3 separate regions of the Homo sapiens genome follow, and regions 1 and 2 are each linked to region 3. A link is an interaction called in ENCODE POLR2A ChIA-PET data of the cell type or tissue named here. Cell type or tissue: OCI-LY7. All regions are shown on one strand. Region 1 has its middle 29 kb from the start of GINS3. Region 2 has its middle 14 kb from the start of PRSS54. Region 3 holds the start of LINC02137 (long intergenic non-protein coding RNA 2137).

Region 1 (4,000 bases), 56 kb after region 3:
ATCTTTCTAATGTAATCTGAATAAATCTTAGGGTGCCCAATGCCCATCTGAGCTTGATGTGGCATTCAAAGAACTATACCCCAATGACCAAAGGTAATTAAAAATACTTTCAATTTTCACTTATATATCTGGAAAAACATCAAAAGAGGTCCTGTTCTTCATCCTAGACACTGCCTCCCCAAATCCTTTTTCTCAGTTATGCATTAATTTAAAGAACAAGGTAAATTTATATACACTGGCCTGAACAGCTAAAGTGATTGGTATACTCTTAAGTAAAAAAACACAAGTTGGCCGGGCGTGGTGGCTCATGCCTGTAATCCCAGCACTTTGGGAGGCTGAGGTGGGCGGATCATGAGGTCAGGAGTTTGAGACCAGCCTGGCCAATATGGTGAAACCCCATCTCTACTAAAAATACAAAAAAACTAGCCAGCTGTGATGGCATGCACCTGTAGTCCCAGCTACTCAGGAGGCTGAGGGAGGAGAATTGCTTGAACCCAGGAGGCAGAGGTTGCAGTGAGCTGAGATTGTGTCACTGCACTCCAGCCTGGGCAATAGAGGGAGACTCCATCTCAAAAAAAAAAAAAAAAAAAAAAAACCAACAACAAAAACACAAGTTGAAGACAAAGATGTATATCAAAATTCCATTTTTGTTTTCCAAAAAGTGCATGTGGGCCAAGCGTGGTGGCTCATGCCTGTAATCCCAGCACTTTGGGAGGCTGAGGCAGGCAGATCACTTGAGGTTAGGAGTTGCCAGACCAGCCTGGCCAACATGGTGAAACCCTGTCTCTACCAAAAACATAAAAATTAGCCAGGTGTGGTGGTGTGCGCCTGTATACCAGCTACTCGGGAGGCTGAGGCAGAAGAATCGCTTGAACCTGGGAGGCGGAGTTTGCAGTGAGCCGAGATTGTGCCACTGCACTCCAGCCTGGGCAACACAAGAAGACTCCATCTCAAAAAAAAAAAAAAAAAGTGTATGTGGAATCCGCCCCACCTGCTCACCACTGGGGGCCTGTGCACATTGTCCACTGGATGCCACCAGTGCCCCTGTGCATCACTGGGGAGACCTAAAGACAGCATGCCCCTCCTGCCACCAGCATCCATGCAGGGATTGACCCCTGCCACCTGCCACTGCTGATGTGCAACATCCAGGGTCCTGAGAAGAAGCCCACCCCACCTGTTGCTGCTGGTACTAGTGTGCATTGTCTGAGGCCTGGGGATAGATCTGCTCCACCCACCACTACCGGCGTATGCACACACCATCAGGGAACCTGAAGACAGGTATGTTCCACCTGCCACTGGCATCCACACATGTTGTCTGGCAGCTTGTGGATCGACCCACCCTGCCCACTCCACAGGTATCTGTGCATGCCATCTAGGGGCCTGAGGACAGGCCCACCCTTACCCACCACCACCACAACTGGCACCTGAGAACTGGCCTGCTGACTGTTTCTATTCCTAGCAAAGTCTCACCACAGCCTCTACTAACAACCATGGTCTAAGCCACTGAAGAACTCACAGACACCACTGATGCTGATTATAGTTTACAAAACCACATGGCAACTATACCACTGTGTCCACCCAGAATCACAGCCAAAGCACTCTACCCAACCAATGCTATAGTTAAATCTATAGGAAAAAGTCTTCCTATGACAGCCAATTCATAAAATTGGATGAAACAGCTATTACACCAGATGCATAGACATCAACATAAGGACATAAGAAACATGAAAAGGCAAGAAAACATGACCACTGCAAAGGAAAGCAATAACTCTCCAGTAATGGATCCCTCAAAAAAGGAAGTTTATGAAGTGCCTGAAAAAGAATTCAAGATAATGATATTAAAGAAACTCAGTGAGATATGAGAGGACACAGATAAACAATGCAAAGAAATCAGAAAAACAATTTATGATCTGAATTAGAAATTCAAAAAAGAGATAGATGTAATTTAAAAAAAGAGACAACAGAAATGCTGGGCTGAAGAATTTATTGAATAATTTAAAAAATACAATTGTAAAACTTCAACAATAGACAAGATCAAACATAAGACTTTCTGATTTCAAAGACAGCCCTTTTGAAATAACCCAACCAAGCAAAAAGAAATAAATAAATAAGAATAAAAAACAATGAAAAAAGCCTACATGATACATGGCACACCACAATGTGACCAAATATTTAATTTTTAGGAATTCCACAGGAAGAAAAGATAGGCAAAGTCATAGAAAGCCTATTTAACTAAATAAAAGCTGAAAATTTCCCAAGTCTTGCAAGACATATAGACATCTAGATATAGGAAGCTTAAAGATCACCAAATAGATACAACCCAAAAAGGGTTTCTCCAAGACATATTATTGTCAAACTGTCAAACGTCAAAGACAAAACGAGATTTCAAAAAACAGCAAGAGAAAAGCATCACATCACATATAAAGGAAATTCCTATTACACTAACAGTTGATTTCTCAGCAGAAACCTTACAGGCCAGGAGAGACTGGAATGATATATTCAAAGTGCTAAGAGAGGCAGAGATGGAGCAAGATGGTGAAATAGAAGGCTCCACTGATCGTCCTTCCCACAAGGACATCAATTTAACAACTACCTATATACAAGAAACAAAAAAAAAAAAACCTTCATAAGAACCAAAATCAGATGAGTGCTCATGGTACCTGATTTTAACTTTGTGTCACTGAGTGAGGCACTGAAGAGGTAGAAAAAAAATAGTCTTAAATCTCTGACACCACCTCTCCTTAACTCCTGGTAGTAGCAGCAATGTGGTGTGGTCAGTGTTACTATGTGCTGGGGGAGGGACAGCACAGCAATTGTAAGGCACTAAACTCAGTGCTGTCCTGTTATGGCAGAAAGGAAAGCCAGACCAAACTCGGCTGATGCCCACCCAGGGAGGGAGCATTTAAACCAGCCCTAGCCAGAAGGGAATAGCTGATCCCAGTGGTCAGAACTTGAGTTCCTACAAACCTCACCACTGTGGGCTAAAGTACTCAAGAGCTCTAAATAAAGTTGAAAGGCAGTCTAGGCCACAAGAACTGCAACTTTTAGGTAGTCCTAGTGCTAAACTTGGCCCACAACCAGTAGACTGGGTACAGGAGGGGGGCACACAACCTACTGACACACCAGCTGGGGCAGCTAAGGGGGTGCTGGCACCACCTTTCCCCTAGCCCCAGGCTACACAGCTCTCCAAAAGAGATCCTCCCTTCTGCCTGAGGAGAGGAGAGGGAAGAGCGGGGAGGATTTTCTCTTGCATCTATCTTGGATACCAGCTCAGCCATGAGAGGATAGGGCACCAGAGTTGGGAGGCCCCAATTCCAGGGCCTAGCTTCCAGATGATATTTCAAGATATACCCTGGGCCAAAAGGGAACCCACTGTCTTGAAGGGAAGGACCCAGTCATGGCAGCATTCATCACCTGCTAACTGAAGAGCCCTTGGGACTTGAGTAACCACTGTGATACCCACATACTATGTCAAGGGCCTTGGGTAAGACTTTGAGACTTGCTGGCTTCAAGTGAGACTCAGCACATTCCCATGGTGGCTATGGGGCAATACTTCTGCTTGAGAAAAGCAGAGGAAAAAATAAAGGGGACTTTGTCTTGCACTTTAAGTACCAGCTCAGCCACACTGGGTTGGAGCACCAAGCAGGTTCTTGGAGTCCCTGATTCCAGGACTTGGCTCTTGGACGACATTTCTGGACCTTTACTGGGCCAGAGAGAAGCCCACTGCCCTGAAGGGTGAGTCCCAGCCCAGGCAGTATTCACCACAAGCTGACTGAAGAGTGCTTGGGCCTTAAGGGAACATCAGCAGTAGTCTGGCCGTACTCCCCCACAGGCCTGTGGTAGTGGTGGCCATGGGATGAGGCTTCTCTGCTTTTGGAAAGGGGAGAGAAGAGTGGGAAGGGCTATGTCTTGTAGTTTGAGTGCCAGCTCAGCTGCAATGCAGTAGAACACCAGGTAGACTTCTAAGGTTTTTGACTCTAGTCCCTGGTTCCTGGACAGC
Region 2 (4,000 bases), 110 kb after region 3:
AATCTTACCAAATATTACTAAAGTCATGTGAACTAAAAGGCATCTGAGCTAGCTGTTATTAGTCTGATAAACACTTATTTTAAGCCAACTGATTAGAGCTCTTTTTATAGTTTGGTAGTGAAATCTTACTTCCACATGACACATACAAGCATATAGACATAGCAGACATACAAAGGCAGATCCCATAAGATTTTTCATTTGCCTGTTTCCAAAATTATCTCCCTTACATTAGACTATTTAAAAAAAAAAATTATAGGAGCCAACAAAAGTTGAAAGAGAGAGTTCCCATCCCAGGCCTTCTCAAAAGAGAGAAAGAGCTGAGGCAGTGGAGTACGGCAGAAATTGAACTTATGAGATATCAATCTGAAGAATTTTCAAAAAGAAAAAGGTTATGGAATTTAAAAATTTAAAACTTCTTGCATTAAGAATAAGTCAATATTTTAAATAAAATCTTATTCTAACCAATCCTTTAGTTTTGTATTGGTGTATTTTTGATATCAAAGTCCAATTTCTAGAAAGACATATTTCCCAATTTTTTTTTTTTTGTGATGGAGTCTTGCTCTGTCACTCAGGCTGGAGCACAATGGCATGATCTCAGCTCACTGCAACCTCCGCCTCCAGGGTTCAAGTGATTCTCCTGCCTCAGCCTCCTGAGTAGTTGGGATTACAGGCGCCTGCCACCACGCCCAGCTAATTTTTGTATATTTAGTAGAGACGGAGTTTCACCAGGTTTTGCCAGGTTGGTCTCGAACTCCTGACCTCAGGTGATCCACCCACCTCAGCCTCCCAAAGTGCTGGGATTACAGGCATGAGCCACTACACCTGGCCATATATTTCCCTTTTAATTATAGCCAACTTAATCATAACATTTTAAAAATAAATTCCTTTTTGGCTAGGCATGTTGGCTCATGCCTGTAATCCCAACACTTTGGGAGGCCAAGGCAGGTGGATCACGAGGTCAGGAGATCCAGACCATCCTGGCTAACACGGTGAAACCCCGTCTTTACTAAAAAAAATACAAAAAAATTAGCTGGGCATGGTGGCAGGCGCCTGTAGTCCCAGCTACTCGGGAGGCTGAAGCAGGAGAATGGCATGAACCCAGGAGGCAGAGCTTACAGTAAACCAAGATCGCACCACTGCACTCCAGCCCAGGCAACAGAGTGAGACTCCATCTCAAAAAAAAAAAAAAAAAAAAAATTCCTTTTTTACTAACCTTATTACAACTTACACAATCATTCATAACATGCTTGGGCTTTCTGGTTTGTCCTAAACATCCCTCTTTCTTTTTCTTTTTTTTTTTTTTTTTTTGAGATGGAGTCTGGCTCTGTCACCCAGGCTGGAATGCAGTGACGCGATCTTGGCTCATTGCAACCTCCGCCTCCCGGGTTCAAGTGATTCTCATGTCTCATTCAAGTGATTCTCACACCTCAGCCTCCTGAGTAGCTGGGATTACAGGTGCCCACCACCAAGCCTGGCTAATTTTTGTATTTTTAGTAGACATGGGGTTTTGCCATGTTGGCCAGGCTGGTCTTGAACTTCTGACCTCAGTTGATCTGCCTGCCTCGGCCCTCCAAAGTGCTAGGATTACAGGCATGAGCCACTGTGCTTGGCCAACATCCCTCTTTTTTAAACAACCAGTCATTTTATTTTAAGACAAAAATTTGCAATATACAATTCTCTGTCATACAAAGTTATTTTTCTTTTAACCTTTCTTACCAAAAGTACCTATAAAGAAAGTAAACTATAAAGAAAGTTATAGATATAAAAAGATATAGATATAAAGTTATTTTTCTGGTTCTTTTCACCTTGTTTTATATATAACCTTTAAATGACCTTTGAATTAGACAGAAATTATTTACCTTTTAACAAGAGTATACTTTTTTTAGAAAAAGGTTTTCCTATAATCTTTTAAATTTGAAATTACTCAGAAATTTAATGAATATTTTTTAATATAACCTTAGATTCTATATTATATGACATTTGTTTACAAGCATTTATTCTATTACATTTACCTGATTACTTATTTTGTTTTTAATAGTTTACCTAGATTATTATGAAAACTGTGATAGTCATCATTTAAAGTTATTTTTCTCTTAACAACCTTTATGGCCTGTGAATTTCACTGTTTATCTAAGTAAAAAACTTAAGGTTAAATATATGGGCATTTTACCAATAACATAGGATTTAGTTGTTTTCATTGAACCAGTGATATTAGATGTCTTATTTATCAAAAATTACACAAGCAGGGCAGGTGCAGTGGCTCACACCTGTAATCCCAGCACTTTGGGAGCCTGAGGTGGGTGGGTCACCTGAGGTCAGGAGTTTGAGACCAGCCTGGCCAACATTGCAAAACCCTGTCTCTACTAAAAACACAACAATTATCCAGGTGTGGTGGCACGTGCCTGTAGTCCCAGCTACTCGGTAGGCCGAGGCAGGAGACGCTTGAACCTGGGAGGCTAAGGTTGCAGTGAGCCAAGATTGCACCACTGCCCTCTAGCCTGGGCAGCAGAGGGAGACTCTCTCTCAAAAAAAAAAAAAAAAAAATTACACAAGCAAAGAATCATTCTGTCATGGGCTGGTTTCATACTTTTCTAGCCCTTATGTCAAATTTTGACACAGTGTAGTGTTTAGCAGAGATAAGTATGAAACTGCTTAATAAATGCAAACAAAAAATGCTGACAATTCTTAAGACATTCCTAATATTACTTTACCAATAATTTCAAAGCTTCAAGGTCATAGGCAGATTCAAAGATTTTCTGATTGGCAATTGGTTGAAAGAGTTATTATCTAAAGACCTGGAATCAATAGGAAGGAATGTCTGGGTTATAATAGGGGTTGTAGAGACCAAGGTTTTATGCAGATGAAGCCTCCAGATAGCAGGCTTCAGAAAGAATAGATTGTAAATGTTTCTTATCAGACTTAAAGAGTCTGTTCTATCAGTCTTAAGGTCTGTGTTGATATCAGTACTGGTCAGCTGGGTCTGAATTCCAAGACAGAAAGGTATAATGAGGCCTGTCTGACTCCCTCTTCCCATCATGGCCTGAGCTAGTTTTTCAGGTTAACTTTGGAATGCCCTGTCCATTCAGATGGTTAGCAAGCTTAGAATTTTATTTTTGGTTTACATCCTTTACACTTGCATATGGATAATGGTACAACAATGTTTACTACAGGATTATTTGTTAATATTTTAGAAATTGGCAACAATGCAAATGTCCATGGGCAGGGGAATGAATCAATAAATTGAGGTGTGTTTATGGGATAGAATACTTGACAGCAATGAAAATGAATGGACTAAATCTTGAAATAATGATGAAAGAGCAAGCAGTAGGCCGGGCATGGTGGCTCACAACTGTAATCCCAGCACTTTGGGAGGCCGGGGCAGGCGAATCACTTGAAGTCAGGAGTTTGAGACCAGCCTGGCCAACATGGTGAAACCCCATCTCAACTAAAAATACAAAAAATTAGCCAGGCGTGGTGGCAGGCACCTGTAATCCCAGCTACTTGGGAGGCTGAGGCAGGAAAATTGCTTGAACCTGGGAGGCAGAGGTTGCAGTGAGCCGATTTGCCACTGCACTGCAGCCTGGGTGACAGAATGAGACTTCATCTCAAAAAAGAAAAAAGAAAAAAAAAAGAGCAAGCAGCAGAATGATATGTATGGTGTGAGCCCATTTAAAAAACACACACAATGCAGCATGTTGTTTATGGATACATGTAATTTGTAGTAAAAGTGTAAAAACAGCAGTGTTGTTGTTGTAGTGATGACCTTGGGGAGGGAGAAGGGAAAAAGGCTGCCTGTCTCGGCCATGCTAGAGACTTCACCTTCACCAATAATGTCAATTTCTTTCTTTTTTTTTGAAACGTTAGAGGAATTTATTATATTATATTATTTATTAGAATCTCCTTTTTTGTCCTTTTATTTTTTCTCAGCTTTATTGAGGTATAATTGACAAATGAAAAGTGTGTATATTTGGCCAGGCATGGTAGCTCACGCTTATAATCT
Region 3 (4,000 bases):
TTCAACATGGCTGGGGAGGCCTCAGGAAACTTACGATCATGGCAGAAGGAGAAGCAAATACATCCTTCTTCACATGGCAGCAGGAAAGAGAAGTGCCAAGCAAAAGGGGGAAAGCCCCTTATAAAACTATCAGATCTGTGAGAACTCACTCACTATCACGAGAACAGCACGGTGAAAACCGCCCCCATGATTAAATTACTTCCCACGGGGCCCCTCCCACCACACGTGGGGATTATGGGAACTACAATTCAAGATGAGACTTGGGTGGAGACATCGTCAAACTATATCACCATCCTTCTCCAGCCTGGAATGCCTACACTGTTCCCCATTTAAAGATTTGGCTTCCTGGCTCCCCTGCCTGGATGCTCCAGGCCTCTGTGTGTCCGGTGGCTCCACAGACTACCCAGAGGGCCCTTCTTACAGTGCAGCCACCCCTCTTGCCCCCATTATTTACCACCTCAGCCTGCTTGTCTTCTTCATGGTTCTATCCCTGTCTGAAATCCTCATTGTTACTTGTTTATTCCCGATCTCCCCCACTAGCCAGCATTACTCAAGGGCTTACCACGTGCAGGACACTGCTTTAAGCATTTTACATAGAACCCATTTAGTGCACCTCAAAATCCTACCAGGTGAGTATAATCATGGTTCCCGTTTTACAGATGAGGAAAGTGGGGCACTGAGCTAAGCACCGTACTCCCACGTCACGTGGCTCCAAAATGGCAAAGCTGGGGTTTGAACTTGGGGGCTCCCAGCCCAGAGCCTGGACCCCTAATTACTAAATGATCCTACCTGAAACTACAGATGCACTAAAAACGGACTTTTTTTTGAGACAGCGTCTTGCTCTGTCGCCCAGGCTGGAGTGCAGTGGCGCAATCTCGGCTCACTGCAACCTCTGCCTCCTGGGTTCAAGCCATTCTCATGCCTCAGCCTCCTGAGTAGTTGAGATTACAGGTGTGAGCCACCATGCCCACCTGATTTTTGTATTTTTAGTAGAGATAGGATTATGCCATGTTGGCCAGGCTGGTCTTGAACTCCTGACCTCAGGTGATCCACCCTCCTCCATCTCCCAAAGTGCTGGGATTACAGGCGTGAGCCACCACACCTGGCCAAAAAAACGGACATCTTACTTACTTTTTGAAGATTCAAATTATCTTGAGGGGCAGCCAGTGTCCTGCTCACTCCAGTGCTGGGGAGCAGGACCGCGGGCACCCCTACCCCTACCAAGCTTTTATTGCCTTTAGTGATTTGGGGCATGTGTCTTGACCTGTTTTTCCCTGGACCTAGGATAAACCAGGCTGTTGTTGACAGAGTTCTGGTTTTTGTTGAAGCTCTCAAAATATCGAATCCATAAGCTTGTTTTCCTTATTTAATTCTCACCAGGGTCTCATGGCATGGAGACCCCCCTAGCTAGCACCGATGGCACTGAAACTGTGGCAGTGCCTCTGGTTGCAAAAAATAGGGGATCAACGCCTATTTGGGTTCTATTTTTATTAAAACCCCATTAGCTTGTTTCTATCGGAGCAATTAAAGTGTCGAGGCCTGATGCTCTGCAGGGGCTGTGGAGGAGGCGCTTTCGTGAGAGCAACTGTTCTCAGGCGGAGAACTTTCTTTTCAAAAGGACCCCTGGGGCCTGAAGTCTCAGGCTTATTCTCAGCCCCAGGTGGGTTTTCTTAGTGGATAATTTGGTAACATCCTCTGCAGCTGGGCTTGAGTTAATGAGGTTGAAGATCACCTAATTTTCCCCCTTCCTTTTTTTTTCTTTCTTTGCCTGATTTTGTAACTCACAGTCTAAAGGCTTCCAACCTGTTCCAGCAAATGTTAATTCTGTTCACACCTTGCCAAGTGTGAAATTTCACCCAGCACAGCTGTGCAGACGCATTTCTGTTTCTACCCTGGCACCTTAAAATCAGCTAAACCCACCCAAGCTGGGCTCTGTCCTCATTCCACGCCGGGGTGGGCACAACCTGCTGGCTAGGGTGTGTCCCCATGACACGACTCTGTGCATCTTAACACGTCAGCACACTCTGGAACTTGACAGCTTGCAATTCGGAGGCCATGAATTCAGCACGTGTTAGGCTCCGTGCTCTGTGCTCTGGAGGACTCAGTAGGTCTGGGGTGGGCGCTGGAATCTGTAGTTCTAGCAAATTCACAGGTGGTGCTGATGCAGCTGGCCTGGGGACCACACCTTTGAGAACCACTGTGGTGGGTTTATTTATTTATTTTTTTTGAGACGGAGTCTTGGTCTGTCACCCAGGCTGGAGTGCAGTGGCATGATCTGGGCTCGCTGCAAACTCCACCTCCCGGGTTTAAGTGAGTCTCCTGCCTCAGCCTTCTGAGTAGCTGGGACTACAGGCCACACCACCATGCCTGGCTATTTTTTGTATTTTTAGTGGAGACGGGGTTTGCCATGTTGGCAAGGCTGGTCTCGAATTCCTGACCTCAAGTGATCCATCTTGGCCTCCCAAAGTGCAGGGGGATTACAGGCATGAGTCACTGCAGCCAGTTCCTGTTATGGACTTTTGCTTAAAAGTTACCTTCCCCGGAGGCCCTCCAGTCACACACAGCCTGACTTGGAAGGTGGCCCTGCCAAAGGCTCTCAAGGCAATGTGTATGGCCCGTCCTGGGCTCACACTTGTGATGATCTAATAATGTCCTCCCACTCCCTGACTGTCAGCTCCACCCCTACGGCCAGCTCTATCATATTCATGCCTCAAAAGATCTGCTCTCTGCCTCCTCCCCACTCCCTCATCTCCTGTCACTCTCATCCACACCTCTGCCACCCAGGCCTGCTTTTGTTTCTTAAAGCAGGCCAACCAAGCCACACACTTCTCACCTCCTCTCACTGCTTGGAATGATGACCTCCTCTGGGCTCTTCACCCAGCCAGCTCTGCATCTTTCCTCAGAGAGCCCCTCTTTGGACTCACTAAAGAAGGTCCCTGAAAGCCGGGCAAAGTGGCTCACACCTGTAATCCCAATCTTTGGGAGGCTGAGGTGGGATGATTGCTTGAAGCCAGGAGTTCTAGACCAGCCTGGGCAACATAGTGAGAACTCCGTCTCTATAAAAATTAAGAACAAGAAAAATTAGCCAGATGTGGTGGCACACACTTGTAGTACTAGCTACTTGGGAGGTTGAGGCGTGGAGATCGCTTGAGCCCAGGAGTTCAAAGCTGCAGTGAGCTAGGGTTGTGCCACTGCACTCAAGCCTGAGTGACAGAGCGAGACTCTGTCTTTATTTACACATGCCCTTTAATTCACCTCACAGATCTTATTGTAATCCCGTTTATAGTCCGCCTTGCCCTTTACAGTGTAAACTCCACAGGGCAGTGAGGGATGACCATTCCACTCCTGACTTCAGACCCTCACTGGAGGGGCGAATGAATGAGTGAATAAGTGGGATTAATTTCTGCTGTCAGTGAAATTCCCAGCAGAAGAAGCCAGAAAACAGCCAAGCCTGCCCTGCAGGGGACTGTTTGAACTGTGTAGCCTCTGCTTTCTCGGATTCCCCCTTCCTCCGGACCAACCATGAGCCACCCATCACCTGTTTTGAGCAAGGCAGTTGGGGGTGAGGCAGAGAGAAGGAGGCAAGGGAGTTTTTGCAACAGCCAGAGCTGCAGATTAGACACATGTAATCAATCCGGAGAGCCACACAGTGTTCTGCCAACTGAGATACCCAGATTAAACAGACCAAGGGCCCCTGAGGCAAAATGTCATGCAAAATAACTTTTCAAAAATAGCAGCTTGCAATCTCGAGAATGAGCACGGGTTGTCAATGACATGAGCAGTCTTTTGAAACAGAAGGAGGAGTCCTGTTTTTACTGCAGATAATGGTGATATGACATAGGCATAGGTTGGGCCAATTTTGCCAAAGGAGACACTTAGAAGGGATAGCGAGTCCTATAGAAATGGCGTTGGGAGGACCAGGACTGAAGCGAGAGACGCCTGATAGTGCGGTTGGAAGAGGGGATGGCGAGTCCTATAGAAACGGTGTTGGGAGGACCGG

Evidence for each region. Peaks named below come from ENCODE experiments on the same cell type or tissue, not always from the same donor. Only the 100,000 strongest peaks of a DNase experiment are listed, where the experiment ranks them.
Region 1: POLR2A ChIA-PET joins it to region 3 with 5 read pairs; 3 of 35 experiments call an interaction of 5 or more read pairs at or near these places.
Region 2: POLR2A ChIA-PET joins it to region 3 with 5 read pairs; 3 of 35 experiments call an interaction of 5 or more read pairs at or near these places.

Annotation. Positions count from the first base shown.
Region 1 is chr16:58,361,401-58,365,400 of GRCh38, reverse strand. No RefSeq gene overlaps it. Among named protein-coding and RNA genes, the nearest start is that of GINS3, 29 kb to the left of the region's middle. In OCI-LY7, no CTCF peak of the experiment used is centred here; no DNase peak of the experiment used is centred here.
Region 2 is chr16:58,306,718-58,310,717 of GRCh38, reverse strand. No RefSeq gene overlaps it. Among named protein-coding and RNA genes, the nearest start is that of PRSS54, 14 kb to the right of the region's middle. In OCI-LY7, no CTCF peak of the experiment used is centred here; no DNase peak of the experiment used is centred here.
Region 3 is chr16:58,417,420-58,421,419 of GRCh38, reverse strand. It overlaps LINC02137 (long intergenic non-protein coding RNA 2137), which reads right to left and starts at 94. Exons shown (of 4, transcript NR_187253.1): 1 at 1-94. RefSeq lists an enhancer at 3,443-3,552. In OCI-LY7, no CTCF peak of the experiment used is centred here; DNase peaks (open chromatin) are centred at 169, 1,639, 2,029, 3,659 and 3 weaker places; H3K4me3 peaks cover 3,784 bases; H3K27ac peaks cover 4,000 bases.